Linked DNA regions of Homo sapiens: region 1 is linked to region 2. The links are chromatin loops, found by intact Hi-C in ENCODE. Cell type or tissue: ascending aorta. All regions are shown on one strand. Each heading gives the region's core, and the rest is flanking DNA. Links, peaks and the distances in the headings are about the cores only. Region 1 overlaps KIF13A (kinesin family member 13A). Region 2 has its middle 56 kb from the start of KIF13A.

What was found. Hi-C counts contacts between places; a loop is a spot of excess contacts. Peaks named below come from ENCODE experiments on the same cell type or tissue, not always from the same donor. Only the 100,000 strongest peaks of a DNase experiment are listed, where the experiment ranks them.
Region 1: it touches region 2 in a loop (2.8-fold over the local background); 1 of 110 quality-filtered maps calls a loop at or near these places.

What each region holds. Positions count from the first base shown.
Region 1 is chr6:17,965,303-17,970,681 of GRCh38, reverse strand. All of the region lies in intron 2 of KIF13A (kinesin family member 13A), which reads left to right. Among named protein-coding and RNA genes, the nearest start is that of KIF13A, 20 kb to the left of the region's middle. In ascending aorta, for the core only: no CTCF peak of the experiment used is centred there; no DNase peak of the experiment used is centred there; H3K4me3 peaks cover 633 bases; H3K27ac peaks cover 4,894 bases.
Region 2 is chr6:18,040,818-18,046,196 of GRCh38, reverse strand. No RefSeq gene overlaps it. Among named protein-coding and RNA genes, the nearest start is that of KIF13A, 56 kb to the right of the region's middle. In ascending aorta, for the core only: a CTCF peak has its summit at 2,818; DNase peaks (open chromatin) are centred at 2,786 and 4,266; H3K4me3 peaks cover 1,240 bases; H3K27ac peaks cover 5,000 bases.

The DNA.
Region 1 (5,379 bases), core at 97-5,096, 75 kb after region 2:
CATTAACACTCATGGCCAGGCCTATCCAGGACGCAGATATTTAAGTCAAATATTGCATTAAGATTAATAAAGAAGGGGGTTAGGGGAGAAAAGAAAAGGAAAGAGAAAAGAAAACTACCTGGTAATTGAAGCAGGCAAATTGCTGGAAGCATGTAAGCGATCTGAAATCTAGTTACTTTCACACTGCCATTGGATCTCCTCTCTCAGCATCCTGATATATATATATAATTTTTGTATTTTTAGTAGAGACAGGGTTTCACCATGTTGACCAGGCTAGTCTCAAACTCCTGGCCTCAAGTGATCCCCACCGCCTTGGCCTACCAAAATTTTGGGATTACAGGCATGAGTCACCATGCCCGGCCTGCTTTTATGTATTTCTATACACAAAAACTTAAATTGAATAAATGGATCAAAAACTGTTCTAAGAAAGCATGCATGAATCCCTTATTTAAGAAAACACGGCCGGGCGCGGTGGCTCACGCCTGTAATCCCAGCACTTTGGGAGGCTGAGGCGGGCGGATCACGAGGTCAGGAGATCGAGACCATCCCAGCTAACACGGTGAAACCCTGTCTCTACTAAAAATACAAAAAATTAGCCGGGCGTGGTGGCGGGCGCCTGTAATCCCAGCTACTTGCGGGGCTGAGGCAGGATAATGGCGTGAACCCGGGAGGCAGAGCTTTCAGTGAGCCGAGATCGCGCCACTGCACTCCGGCCTGGGTGAAAGAGCGAGACTCCGTCTCAAAAAAAAAAAAAGAAAACACAAGTAAATACACAGGCATTTAGGTTTGTATGGTATATTTTAAAACTTTTTAAAAGAAAATAATAAATTCAAAGGAAACTAGAATGCTTCTGTTAAATATCCTAAATATATTTTCCAAATTTTAGTGGGTCAGTAAATGAATGCCAAAAACCAAAAGATTTCCCAAGTAAACAGTTCTGGGGTAAAATATATTCATGTAAGGGATGCCAGAGAACCAGATATGCAAGTAAAAATATTTCTCTATTCTGAATTTTAACAGAGAAGCCCTCAAGTTCATCCTCTCCAGGATGGTAAACCCTGGAACAAGAGTCCCCAGCATAAGTATGGGGATAATAAAGTCAGTTGCCTCAGGAAGAAAAATAAAAGTATAGAAACCTAATATTATTGAACACAGTGTGTCACTAGCTTCAGCCAGTCATTTCCTCAGAAATCATTTACGACTAAGTAGTATTGGCAGTCTATGAATCCCCTATGCTAACTAAAGCCTAGTAACTTTATATCCAATTAATATAAATATAATTAAGTAGTACAACAAACATTTAGTGAGTATATACTATGTCTAAGATGGCAAAGGGCCAGCCCCCAATAACTAGAGTACAAAGCAGAAGATATCACGATTGGAGGTAGAGCCTCCAGCCGTGTGGTCAAAACTTATTGCTCTGAATAAAGACAGTGACCAGTTCAATGTCCGTGAAGAATCTGTACAAATGGCTTATCATACCCTCTAGACTGCAAACTCCTTGAGAGCAGAGCCCCTTGTCTTATTTGTCTTTTGTTTCTTCCCTCTTCCTTTCTCGAAGCAGCTGGCACATGCCTTGTACATAGTAAGTGCCTTGGATGTTTCATTTCCTGTACTGCCAGAGCTATACACCCAGAGGTGGTGTGTGGTCCCAGACTGGATGAGTGGACCCTACACCAACCTGATGTAGATGTTTTATAGTTGAATATAATGAAAGATATGGATATAGACTTTTATTATAAGAGCTGTGCCTAGGTAGATGAGTCTGTGGGTAGAAAGTCCTCAGGTTGTGTCTGTCACATCACTGGTGGTTCTAGTGCTTCTAGTCTGGGCCCTCTGAGACCTCTAATTTCTGCATTAAATTGTTACATAATGATAGCCTTTGTGCTGTCATGTGGCTTTTGGGGGTAATGGCAGTACAAATGTAGCTCTGGACCCTTACAGCTTTGGCTGCTACTGCCTTTGGCTGACAGGCAGAGGCTGTAGCTGCTTAGGACTACATGAGATAAGTAATGGTTGGTCCAGCCAGGAGGTCACCAGTCTTTGACAAAGTTCACATTTTTAATGTTCACTGCACAACCTATGGAGCAGCATTAGCTGCAGATTCTATGCAGGTAACTAGTGGAAGAGAATTCTATCCTAGGCAAAGTTGTGAGGTCGGGATGTTTCATTTCCTGTACTGCCAGAGCTATACACCCAGAGGTGGTGTGTGGTCCCAGACTGGATGAATGGACCCTACACCAACCTGATGTAGTTGGGCATTCTTGTGAGTCAGCATGAGAAGCTGTTCCTCCTGTTGTCATAGGGAGAGAGGACTGGAGTGAAAGAATTGAGAGAAAGGAGAGGTACTGGTAGATTGCCAGGGCCTCTTCCTCCAGCTCCACCTGGAGTCCATTGCCTGTGAATCTGGGACAGCCCTGTGAGTGGCAGGGCTGCTGGCCTGCTTACTCTTCTTTCTCCTGGTGAGTAAGCGGGGATCTCTGGGTTCTTCTCGTTCTCTGGTTCCTAATTGGCCATTGGGTTGATGCTGCAGCTTCTGCTTACTCTTGTGGCAGTTTTCAACATTTTTTTGTTCCCCACTGCAGCACACATGTCAAATAATATGCCTACGTTTGTCAGTCCCCCAGGGGTTCTCAGCATTGTGGGCAATTCTCAGTATGCCGTCCAAGAATGTACATTGGAATGGAAGTCATGTGAAAATGGCAGTCTACAGGGGATAGCTTTGAACCTGTTTTTATTTATATTTTTAAATAAGCCATTTGCAGGCTTTATTAAGCATTTATTAAGACCTTCACAGACTTTATTAAGTAAGCTTTTACAGACTTACTTAATGAGCACCTTATTAACAAGTTACTTGTGATGCATCTCACAGTGATTGTCAAACATCAGCGGGTCCTAGTCCCATGGTTGAGCCTTCTTGGTTCAGAAATCAGAGCAGGAAGGCAGATGGCTCAGTGGCTGGGCAGTTGGGAGCAGGAGGAAACCTAACACTGCAGGTCTTTCCTTTGGAGAGTAAAAGATGGGGAGCAGCTTATACAAAGTTGTTGCTGATAGCAGTCTGTGTGTGGGGGCATCATGACTATGGAAATGGATAACCAGGCATCTCTGCTCCTGACACGTGCAGTCTTCCAGAAAGACTTCGGATAGTTTTCTCTGCCCTAGAGAAGTTTAGTTTTCCATCCTTGAGTGATTGAGCATAAGATGAGTTCTCTCTTTCTTTATTCATAAGAACTTTGTTTTTAATATAGCTTTTTTCTAATTATAAATGTGATGCCCATTCACTGTTGAACACTTTGAAAATATAAGATATTAGAGGTAAAATACAGTTTACTCATTCTTTTAACATTGTGATGCATTTTCCTTTTTCTGTGCTTGGTAGTTTATACCACTGAGTGAATAACTACTGAGTTTTTAAGATTATGAAAACACAGCAATTGCATATTGCCTTGAGGCGGTAGCACTATCTAAAAATTTACAGCACTAGGTTCAGCTGAATGTTTAGTCCAAGACAAAGTTCTGCCTTGTTGAAATTTTCTGTTTTGCTTTATCTTTAACATTTTCCTTCACCAAAGTTTTTATCTCCTCGGATTACTTTTCCCCTGAGAAAGTGCATAATACCAAAAGGGAATAGAGTGTCTACTAAATCAAGTTAGGTACTGCTGGAATATTTGGTATTTTCTTTCCCTAATTAAGGAAGCAGTATTAGGAGCATTACCTCTGGAGTCCAGGTTCCCTCAGCCTGGACCTGCACTTCCCAGCTGGGTGATTTTGGGCACGCTGCTTAACCTCACTGTGCTTTAATTTCCAACTTCATGTAAAATAAATAATACGCTTTGAGTATTTACAGCAAATACTCAAAAAATGTTAGATATTTTTCTTAGTGTGTGTTATTATTGTTCGTGCAATAATAAGAATCATAAGACAGAAGGATGAAGCTGAAGTAGTGAGACACATAATGATGTTAACAATAAAAACAATTTTTGATACATTTCTCAAAACTATCTGATGGGAAGGATGTGGTCAAGTGAATCCATACCGATCCATGTTGAAACCATCAAGCACTGTGTTGTGTTGGGATTAGATCTAGGAGACACTCTATATTTATTCACCCCTCCTTTCTTGTTAGTGCTCAGATTGTCATACTTGACCATTAAAAGTCTTCTAAATCATGGGTTTTTTTTTTTTTTCAGAACTTTTGAAAGAATCCTGCTCACTGTCAAAAAAAAAAAAAAAAAAAATTCAGAGTCTTGAATATTAACTGTTTCAAGATATTAAGTCCCTTTAGAGGAAAAGGACATTAGAGACAAATTCTAATGGGTATACTAGGGTATTCTCATGGGTACTAAGGTTGCTATGTTAGGCCACTTTAGAGATGGAAATAAAAATAAAATAAAAAATAGCACACATAAAAAATAACGCATACATACACATAATTTTTATGAGTTGACTTTGACAATTTTCATTTTAGCCTTACTTTTGGTTTGTTTTGAGACAGAATCTCACTCTGTCACCCAGGCTGGAGTGCAGTGACACAATCTTCGCTCACTGCAACCTTTGCCTCCCGGGTTCAAGCAATTCTCATGCCTCAACCTCCTCACTAGCTGGAATTATAGGCACACGCCATCACATCCAGCTAATTTTTGTATTTTTAGTAGAGATGGGGTTTTGCCATATTGGCCAGGCTGGTCTCAAACTCCTGACCTCAAGTGAACTCCTAACCTCAAGTGATCCGCCTGCCTCAGCCACCCAAAGTGCTGGGATTACAGGCGTGAACCACCACGCCCGGCCCCATTTTAGCCTTACTTTTATCCAACCACCTACTTATTTGAGAAATAAATAAAGATTGTACGTCTTTTTAATTTTACAAGCAAATAATTTGATGAGTTTGTGGTTATTCCTTAATCTAAAATTATGACTAAAGATAATGTGTTATCTATCACCAAAAAGACAAACATAAATTAACAAGGTCAAGATCAACCCTGTTAATAAAGCCACTGGATAAGTAATGAGATTTAACATCACACATATCTTTATTGCTATGCTCTGAAAACATCTCACTAATGAAGCACAGTTAAATTGCTTTGTTTTGAGTCACTTGTAATAATTTATTTTCCTTCCTGCTGCTAAAAAGAGAATGGAACTTTTGACTCAGTAAAAGCTATGTGAAATCTTGTAAGGATTGGAGAACCATTTCTGCATGTGAACTCTGAGTTTCTCTCAATAATTATTGAAATACTGGTTATTAAAATGGTCTGTAGGAGATTTGAATCATATACAACAAAAGCCTTATTCATCTCTACCTATGATATTTCATATTTGAATACTATTCTTAGTAAAGTTCTAGATGGTTTGTATGGCTAGATGGTTGTATGGAAACAA
Region 2 (5,379 bases), core at 306-5,305:
AAGAACATTGAGATACTTGCCATCCATACACATAGAAGCCCAAACCTGTAATGGTGCATTTAATCCTAGGCAGTTCCTTTCTAGAAAGATAGCTCAAAAATATAGGAAAATTCAAAGAGGAGTGAAAATCTAGTAAGATTCAGAGATAGTGTTAAAGAGAAATATTAAAAGATATTTTAGATACCAGATACTTATTTTTAGTTAGTTAATTAGTTGGTTGTTATAATGGCATTGGGGTTACATTTTTAAATGCTTGTAAATTCTGAGATATATGTAGATGTATATAGGAGTTAAATTATATAATACTAGGAATTTGCTTTAAAACACTTCATTAAGAAAGGGAAGGAAGGGAGGGGGGAAGGGAGGGAGGGAGGGAGGAAGGAAGGAAGGAAGGAAGGAAGGAAAAAAGGAAGGGAAGAAGGGAGGGAGGGAGGGAAGGAGGGAGTGAGGGAGGGAGACAGAAGTAAAGCAAATGTGGCAAAATAGTGAATTTGAATCTAGGTGATGATGTATTCATTTCCTGAGGCTGCTGTAACAAATTACCTCAAATTGGGGGGCTTACAACAACAGAAACTTATTGTCTCACAGTTCTGGAAGCCAGAGGTCTGAAATCAAAACAGGGTCTTGCTCCCTCTGAAGGCTCTAAGGGAGAATCCTTCCTGCCTCTTCCAGCTTCTGGTGGCCTCAAGGGTTCTTGGCCATGGGCTCGGGCTCATAACTCCAATCCATTTCTCGTGATCACATGGCCTTCTCTTCTGTGTCTGTGTCTTCTCTGCTTCTGTCTCTTATAAGAATGCTTATCATTGAATTTAGAGCCCACTAGATAATTCAGGATGATCTCATTGTCAGATCTTTAATTATATCTGCAAAGACCTTCATTCCAAATAAAGTCACATTCATAAATTTTCAGCATCAGGACATGGGCATAACATTTTCAACCCACTACTGGACGTATGATATTATTATACTATTCTATTTTCTCTCTTTTTTAAGTAGTATTGAGTACTTTTTAAGATTTTATACTAAAAAAGTTTTTTACATTTTCGCTAAGCATTGAATTAGCAGAATTCAAAGAATTTTGTATTGTATTTTGCTAAGCATTGAATATGGCAGAATTCAAAGCAGAGAACTTTATAGCTGAGGCAGAAAGTACTGGGAATGTTCAGGGAACAGAGACATGTGAACTGATAAGGAATAATAGGGAGAAGCAACTTCCTTCCTTGTTGTCAACCAAACAGACACAGATACTGTACATAAAATAGTGCAAAGGAAGCATAGAATTCTTTCCAGGCTAACCTGATTCCATTTCCACTAGCATTCCCATCAACCTTTGCCTTTCTCTTTTCTAAAGGAACTGACGATGCTGGAGAGGAGGGATACGAGAGCCTCAGGCCTTTTTGTAAAACAACATTTTAGCTTCCAAATTAGGTCATGTCTATCCTGGGCCACACTGATTCAGGCTGCTTGTCCTCACATTAATGGTAATGTGATTGTTCCTATGTCAGGGCTGGCAGGGCTAAAAGCATGTCAGGTATGTTATCCACATATCTTCCACTTTGCTTTTTAGCACCTTCATCACCTCTAGGAAGATAACTTTCCCAGATACTAAAGTCAAGAAGCCACTCGAGCGCACTTCCTTAATTCACTTCCAAAAACGAAACGTTTTTTACTCTAGGCCCAGGACACACTCACAGCACAGAGAGCATGCAATGGGCCACGTGGTGCATGTAAGGGAGAAGGACCTTTCAATGGGAGGAACGAGGAGAAGGATGAGACTTCTTTTTTGCTTATGTTCTCTCTTCCATGTGGCTGGAAAAGTAGGAATGGCCTGGGGGATAAAAGTAAGGCTAGGGTATAGATGCTAATGTGAAAAGGGACGGCCTGGAGTTGCGCAAGTCACAACCTACACAGCTATATGTGGTGGCCCAGCTGGCCCCCACCTTATCACAGTAAGGAATACCAGATGAGGATTTAAGGTCATAGCAATATTAAAGAATGTTCATTTTGGCTGGGAGCGGTGGCTCCCACCTGTAGTCCCAACACTTGGGGAGGCCGAGGCAGGCAGATCACTTGAGGTCAGGAGTTCGAGACCAGCCTGGCGAACATGGTGAAAACCCCCTCTCTACTAAAAATAAAAAAAATTAGCCAGGCGCGGTGACAGACACCTGTAGTCCCAGCTACTCGGGAGGCTGAGGCAGAAGAATAGCTTGAACCTGGGAGGCAGAGGTTGCAGTGAGCCTAGACCACGCCATTGCACTCCAGCCTGGGCAACAGAGCAAGACTCCGTCTCAAAAAAAAAAAAAAAAAAGAAGAAGAAGAATGCTCATTTAATTTCTTGCCATGCTAGCTACCCCTCAGAAAAGTGTCAGTTTCCTCAGGCTAACCAACTAACATTGCCAGGCGTGGTGGCTCATGCTTATAATCCCAGAACTTTGAGAGGCCGAGTCAGGTGGATCATCTGAGGTCAGGAGTTCGAGACCAGCCTGACCAACAAGGCGAAACCCCGTCTCTACTAAAAATACAAAAAATTAGCTGGGTGTGGTGGCAGGCTCCTGTAGTCCCAGCTACTCAGGAGGCTGAGACAGGAGAATTGCTTGAACCCAGGAGACGGAGGTTGCAGTGAGCCAAGATCGAGTCATTACACTCCAGCCTGGGTGACATAGTAAGATTCCATCTCAAAAAAAAAAAAAAAGAAAGAAAGAAACTAACACTGAAGCAAATAGAAGCTTTTTGGCCATTTCCAGTGTGAGATTCCCACAGCATGACTCACCCTGCCACGGAGCTCTGGAGGGGAGCACTGGTAAAGCAGCTAAAGCCTTGACTGCTGCAGTCAGCATGGCCTCCAGGAACAACAGTGCTCTGCTGAGCAGGCTCCATGGGCCCTGCCCACTGACATCCACTTGTCAAAGTGGTGGGGTTAGGCAGCATGTTTTCCACCAGCCTCTTATGGATGTGGGACCGGATGGAGCCTCTGACCTAGGCAGGTATGAGCTGACTGTGACTTCTAGCCTGAACATGGCCAGACAGCTTCTTTCTGCCAGCAGCTTGAATGGAAAAGTAACAAGAAAAGGGGTCACTTAGCAGGAGAAAGAACAGAAAACAAAAGGATGCAGACACTGATGTCCAAGTGTTACAGGATCTCTGGGGTGTCAATTTTTCTGGTGGGAAACCTCTGCGGCCGAAGCACCTTTGCCCGAGTTCTCACCCTGCATCTAGGAAGAATGAGGTACACAGACAAGCGCAGGGTGGAGAAGAAGAGTTTTATTTAGTGTTAGAACAGCTCAGAGGAGTGGGTGGCTCAGGGCAGCGGAGGGGGTCCTTCCTGGGGCTGCTGAGGGTGCAGGCTGCAGAGACACCTGGCTCCCGCATCTAGGAGGGTGGCTGCAGCCACACCCTCACCCAGAAAGGCAGATCCTGCCTGCTGCCAGCCCTCCCCCAAGAGCACAGGGAGGCTCAGATGAATCCACAGCTACAGTTTGGGTTCCTGTAGCCCCACCCAGGAGAGTGGGGTTCCTGCCTGCTCTGTAGAGCAGGAGGCCTGGGTCTGCAGCTGCATTGGGCGGCTATAGCAGCACCCGGGGAGCTCCTGTCCCAACTCAGAAGGGGTGGGGCTCTCACCAGCTCCATGGAGTGTGCTGCCATCACAACTAGGTTTGTGTCCAGGATGGCCAAGCCAAGGAAAAGAAGGAGCAGAAACTATGAATATGCAGAAGAAACTCCCCTTGGGGAGAGGAGAGGATATAAGAAGAGAAGCAGGGGACCTAGCGTGTCCTAAGAGACCACAGGGAAAATGACAAAGGAAGAGAAGTGCTCTCTTTGTTGCAGGACTGGAGAGGCAGAGGTGGAGTGTCATTCAAAAAGCCATGTTAAATATCCTAACACAAACTTCTACTGGAAAATTTTAAAGTAATACAAAGTGCCAAATGTGAAGTTTCATGAATCTTGGCTGGCAGCAAACCACTGAGGATGATATGACCCTGGAAATCTATGTCAGAATCTCAGCTGGGTGAGGATGGAGCATGTGTGAAGTTGAAGTGCAGTTTTATCTAAGAGGGCAAAGGTTTAAAAAGATTGAGAAACTGGCCAGGCACGGTGGCTCACGCCTGTAATCTCAACACTTTGGGAGGCTGAGGCAGGTGGATCACCTGAGGTCAGGAGTTCAAGACCAGCCTGGCCAACATGGTGAAACTCCATCGCTACTAAAAATACAAAAAATTAGCCAGACGTGGTGGCACGTGCCTGTAATCCCAGCTACTTGGGAGGCTGAGGCAGGAATCACTTGAACCAGGAAGCGGAGGTTGCAGTGAGCTGAGATTGCGCCATTGCACTCCAGCCTGGGCAACAAGAGCGAAACTCCATCTCAAAAAAAAAAAAAAAAAAAAAAAAAAAAGATTGAGAAACTCTTCCCTTATACTTTCCTCACTTTTTCAATTCTCTGAATTCTCACTCTAATTTCCCTCTTGAAGATGCCCTTCTTTGATACCTGGGGAGCAGAGTAGAGCCTCTATAAGAGCTCTTTCTTCTATTTTAATGACATTGGTTTGCCTAAGAATGAAATATTAGTCCAAAAGTGAATGTGGACATTAATAATAGAGGCCAGTTATACCAAGCCAAGAAAAGCACTTAAAAAAAAAAACCAGCATTCAGAGGGAACAAATAATTTTAGCTGTCAAATCCAAAAATTGTGTATCTAACCCACTGAACTGTGGAATTTATTTTCTTACATAGCAAAAGATTCCTCAACTTAGTCAACAATCAGGCTACAAATTTCCGCATATCCATCTTTTTTTTTAAAGCAAAAAGTGTACATCAGTGTATTTAAAAAAATTTTTTTTATCTTCTGTAAATGTTATATTCTTAAATGTAAATTCTTAATGTAATGCACATCTTCAGGCCTATTAGAGAGAACACAAGGAACAAATTGCTCAGTGAAAAGCACATGAACTTCCATATTAGAAAGGAGTCCCAACTCTGACATCCCCCTCCTTTCTAGCTGTTTGATTTGGGAAGAAATTGGTTTAACGGTTTAACAACTGTCTTTTGGGTTTTTTTTTTGGTGGGAGGGACAGAGTCTAGCTCTGTAGCCCAGGCTGGAGGGCAGTGGTGCGATCTCAGCTCACTGTAACCTCTGCCTCCCAGGTTCAAACAATTCTTCTCCTCAGCCTGCTGAGTAGCTGGGACTACAGGTATACGCCACCACACCTGGCTAAGTTTTGTTGTTGTTGTTGTTGTGTTTTTGGGTTTTTTTTTTTTTTTTTTTGAGACAGAGTCTCACTCTGTCGCCCAGGCTGGAGTGCAGTGGTGCGATCTTGGCTCACTGCAAGCTCAGCCTCTTGGGTTCATGCCATTCTCCTACCTCAGCTTCTCAATAGCTGGGAC